2 separate regions of the Homo sapiens genome follow, and region 2 is linked to region 1. The links are chromatin loops, found by intact Hi-C in ENCODE. Cell type or tissue: endothelial cell of umbilical vein. All regions are shown on one strand. Region 1 overlaps NDFIP1 (Nedd4 family interacting protein 1). Region 2 has its middle 11 kb from the start of PCDH1.

Region 1 (2,500 bases):
ACTAGCTTTGGAATCCTTGATAGGTAAAAGTTAAACCTAAGGCTAACTATAAATTCCAATCTGATATATAGATGAAAGATGACAATGGTAACTAAATAAAACTGCAAAGAATATCTAATAAGTCTCTTATGTTCTAGACATAAACAAAGACACATTGTAGGCATTAAGGCCCAGGCCAGTGGTATGAATATCCATCTGTGTCCAGACTGTGTGACTGAATTCAAATTCATGACATGCTACACATTTTCAGACATGCAATCAAAGATTCCTGTTTTTTAATAATGAATACTAGTTTTTTTAATAATGAAACTAACTTTAAAAGCAGTTTAAGCCTTCTTTACCTACATACATTTAATTATCCATGTAAAATGCTTAATATATTATCTGACACATGGAAAACTCCATGAGTGTTAATTTTAGTTTACTATACTATGCTTGAAAAAATGTTTGTTATATTCAAGAGGGTCTCATTATATGATTCTGTTGCCTAAAAGCTTTCAATGCTGTTCTATCACCTGGAAAATCAACTATGGTAGATGCTTTATTTTCTTGAAGCATACCTCCTGAGACCACCACAAGTCTTCAAAATTGAGAACCTCACGATTAGTATATGATTGCCTATATAAACTGACACTCTGCGAGTACAGAACAAATTCGTGCTCCACGTGGGCTTAGTCTTGCATTGACCCAACATGTCGCTGGCTCTATCAATTTCATGGTTCTACTGCAAATGGGCTTGGTGCTCAAGGTATCTGAGAAACTTGTTTCAACCTGACTTTTTAGCCTTGACCCTCAATACTCCTTTATGCCCCAATCAAGCTGCTATCCTCTGAACAAGCCCCATACTTCCCTATTTTTGCTCTTCACTCTGCCTCAGATGATTCTGAAATTCTTCCCCACACTCTCCACTATCATGTAAAGTTTATCTGAACTACACCACCTATCCTTTATAATGCTTTGCCTAAGACCTTCAACTGGACTGGCCTCTAGGTGGTGCTCAAGGTTCCACTCTATGATTAACACAGTCCCCAAAGCCCCAAGGAACAAACAGCCAAGTCCAAGAAAGCCTATTAGAACTTGCTACCACAGAGAGCTCTCTCTGGTGTACTCTTTCTCAAGATTCTCTACCTCTTCCTTCAGGCAGCCATTGATGTAAGATGGAGTGTCAGCCTCTGGGGAAAATCATGTGTGAATCAAAGAGCCTTGGCAGGGCTTAGTCCTCCTGTTCTAGGCAAGGGAAAAGGTCCTTTCTCCTCTTTTCTTGAGTTTGACCTTCCTCACATTAGAGTGGTATCAGAATGTCAACCTGAAGAAAGCCATGGGGAAAGCCTCAATGACAATTTTAAAAGATGGAAGACTTGGTGGGCTTGTCAGCAGCCCAGACAAAAGGAGTTCTTAAAGTACTACACAGTCTCTCCAGGTTCTGGGATTTAGGGGCAGAGATGAGTGATTAGGCCTGAAGGGTTCCTTCTGAATGTCATCCTCTGGAACTGGTGCAACAGTAAGCAGTGGCTTCAGGATGCTGGAATTCAGTCAAGCAGCCAAATATCCCAGCTTTCTGATGACTGCTAAGACCCCTGCCTCTTTCACACTGTCAAAGCATGAAGTAATGATTTCTCCTATGGCAGTTTTTCTAATTTGACTTTATCAATAGCTTTTTGTAAAAATCCCTGTTACTAGACAAGAAACTGCTAAAAGGCAGGGACTGTGCCTTCTTTACTTTCTCTATATGCCCCTATCACAGATACTTACTCTAAAACTGAACAGAAATCTACAATGTAGCACATGGTTACACTGGGACTAGAATAAATTTTTTCTTTAATACCTTTAATAAATAAAGAGAACTCTGGTCCTGGGGAGATTTGAGAAAGTTTCTGGCATCTTCCGAACTTTTGCATAATTGATAAATCCTCTGAGAAACAGGAGAAAGCCTAATTTAAAAAAGAAAAGTCATGAATGAATTTATAATTTCCATGTTAAGTCCCCTCCCCAGAAATCCCTCTCCTGATAGCGATACATTGTTATTTTTCTGCTAAAGGTAATCAAAACATTAGCAATTTCCTCCAGAATCTGCAGAGGATTTTCATACCAAATTATCCATCCTTCAATGAGAAGGTATAATGTAAGAGTCAATAGTGTCTTTTGCACATTCAGAATTGAATTGGTCTAAAAAGGAAATAAAAAATAAGATGGAGCCAAACATTTACATATGAAAGCCTCATTGAGAAACATCAAAATCTACCTATTGAGTTCCAAAAAAGCATTCCAAGATAATGAACTCCAAACAACAACAACAACAACAACAACAAAAAGAGGTTATAACTGTGTTTTTCTCAAGTAAAAAGAAAAAATGTAACCTTCCTTGTCATGGGCTGTTTTTTCTGTCGACAGTATATAATGTTGTCCACTAGATGTCAGGATCCCCTTATCTATTACAGCAATTCTCATCGTCTCAACTTGAAACTTTGTCTACTATTATTATTATTATTATTATTATTAT
Region 2 (2,500 bases), 260 kb after region 1:
CTGAGATAGTGCCATTGCACTCCAGCCTAGGCAGCAAGAGTGAAACTCTGTCAAAAAAAAAAAAAAAGAAAGAAAGGAAAAAAGAAAGAAAGAAAGAAAGAGAAAGAGAGAGAGGAAGGAAGGAAGGAAGGAAGGAAGGAAGGAAGGAAGGAAGGAAGGAAGGAAGAAAATTTACCCAAGTCATCTAAACTCAAAAAAGCTTGGGGTTAGTTTCTGTTTCTTTCTTTTTTTTCAGAGACAGAGAGAGAGATGAGGCCACTATGTTGCCCAGGCTGGTCTTGAACTACTGGACTCAAGGAATTCTCCAAGAGATTCTCCTGCCTCAGCTTCTGAAGTAGTTGAGACTGCAGGATCATGCCACTACACCTGGCTTAGACTCTACATTTCTGAGAGTTTTAGGAATACTTTATACAAGCACTCATTTATTTCCAGACCAATTTGAGTAGAATTCCTTTAAGGAATTTTATAAATAAATGTGATAATACTATCCAGAGGTAGGAAAAATACCAGCTATGCATAACATACAAATACATATACATATGTAAACATATGGACAGATGGCAAAGATCTTACAGGTTTTTTTTTTTTTTTGAGACGAAGTCTCGCTCTGTCACAAGGCTGGAGTGCAGTGGCACAATCTCGGCTCACTGCAACCTCTACCTCCCTGGTTCAAGCGATTCTCCTGCCTCAGCCTCCCGAGTAGCTGGGACTACAGGCGCATGCCACCACACCCAGCTAATTTTTGTATTTTTAGTAGAGACAGGGTTTCACCATGTTGGCCAGGATGGTCTCGATCTCTTGACCTCGTGATCCGCCCACCTCGGCCTCCCAAAGTGCTGAGATTACAGGTGTGAGCCACTGTGCCCAGCCGATCTTACAGCTTTTAACATGTTAGCCATGTGCCAGGTACAATAATTCAAAACACACTAATTTATAAAATAAACGGCTAGATCTAAATTGTGTTTTTGGCAGGTATAACAAGTTAAGATTACCTTCTCAGTTGTCTAAAGTTTTTTACCAATATTTGTGGGAAAGACTTTTAAGATTTTTTACTTACCTGGTTTCAAATAGCTCTTTTTTTTTTTTTTTTCTGATGACAATTCCCTCCCTGAAGTTTGTATTTCCCAAAGGTAACTATTAGGTTCTAAAGAAGACAGGGTAGAAAATTTACAACTCAATGGCACAGAAAAAGAATGCAAGTTTTGGAGGCATATTTGTCTATTATCAGAGGTTAATCTTATGGAGGCTATGGACTAATTTTAGGTGAGTGACTGAGGAGACATCTAGTGGCTGTCGGCCTCCAAAGCCCATCTAAGTAGACAAACATCCATTTTTTGTTTCCAAATAGTATTTTTCTTTCTCTCTTTTAGCCTCAAGTGGTTACTTTCAGGAGTCTCTGAGTATCTTGAGAGCCGGAGACCTAAAGTTCCAGTAATTGAGGTTCTGGAGAGGGAAGGGAGAAAGGTGGCATATCAAGAATTCAAGGGAACTGAAAGAAGACCAAAGCAAAAGGAGGAAGGAAAAGCAGAAGTAAATGGAAAGAAGAGGTCTTAGAGGAACTAGTCTGGGGGGATCTTCGCTTCCCAAAGAGGCAATGAAGCTGAAGAAAGAGGGAGATGGAGAGAGTTGACAGAAAATATAGTCAGAAGGAGTTTGGGAAGGGGGCAAAGGGTCAGTCAACCGAGAAGTTCCCATGAGAAAAGCAGGGTTCAATAGACAGAACAGAAATGCCTTAAAATACATATATTCTGGGCCAGGCACAGTGGCTCACGCCTGTAATGCCTACACTTTGGGAGGCCGAGGTGGGAAGATCACGAGGTCAGCAGATCGAGACTATCCTGGCTAACACCGTGAAACCCCATCTCTACTAAAAATACAAAAAAAAAATTAGTTGTGCGTGGTGGCAGGCACTTGTAGTCCCAGCTACTCGGGAGGCTGAGGCAGGACACTGGCGTGAACCCGGGAGGTGGAACTTGCAGTGAGCCAAGATTGTGCCACTGCACTCCAGCCTGCGTGACAGAGCAAGACTCCGTCTCAAACAACAACAACAACAACAACAACAACAACAAATATATATATATATATTCTGGGCCAGGCATGGTGGCTCACACCTGTAATCCCAGCATTTTGAGAGGCCAAAGCGAGCAAATCACTTGAGGTCAGGAGTTCAAGACCAGCCTGGCCAACATGGTGAAACCCCGTCTCTATTAAAAATACAAAAATTAGCCAGGCGTGGTGGTGCACCCCTGTAGTCCTACCTACTCAGGAGGCTGAGGTATGAGAATCGCTTGAACCTGGGAAGTGGAGGTTGCAGTGAGCCAAGATCACACCACTGCACTGCAACCTGGGTGACAGATCGAGAACTTGTCTCAAAAAAAAAAAAAATATATATATATATATATATATTCCGAATATCAACTTTCTTTTTTTTTTTTTTTTTTTTGGTGAGACGGAGTCTTGCTCTGTCGCCCAGGCTGGAGTGCAGTGGTGCGATCTCGGC

What was found. Peaks named below come from ENCODE experiments on the same cell type or tissue, not always from the same donor. Only the 100,000 strongest peaks of a DNase experiment are listed, where the experiment ranks them.
Region 2: a loop joins it to region 1, with 23 times the contacts of the local background. A loop is called at or near these places in 9 of 110 quality-filtered maps.

The regions. Positions count from the first base shown.
Region 1 is chr5:142,144,002-142,146,501 of GRCh38, reverse strand. It overlaps NDFIP1 (Nedd4 family interacting protein 1), which reads right to left. Exons shown (of 8, transcript NM_030571.4): 7 at 1,826-1,931. The coding sequence ends at 1,828. Among named protein-coding and RNA genes, the nearest start is that of NDFIP1, 36 kb to the right of the region's middle. RefSeq lists an enhancer at 1,035-1,124. In endothelial cell of umbilical vein, CTCF peaks have their summits at 983 (motif pointing right) and 2,388 (motif pointing right); DNase peaks (open chromatin) are centred at 1,011 and 2,421.
Region 2 is chr5:141,888,258-141,890,757 of GRCh38, reverse strand. No RefSeq gene overlaps it. Among named protein-coding and RNA genes, the nearest start is that of PCDH1, 11 kb to the right of the region's middle. In endothelial cell of umbilical vein, a CTCF peak has its summit at 1,285 (motif pointing left); a DNase peak (open chromatin) is centred at 1,277.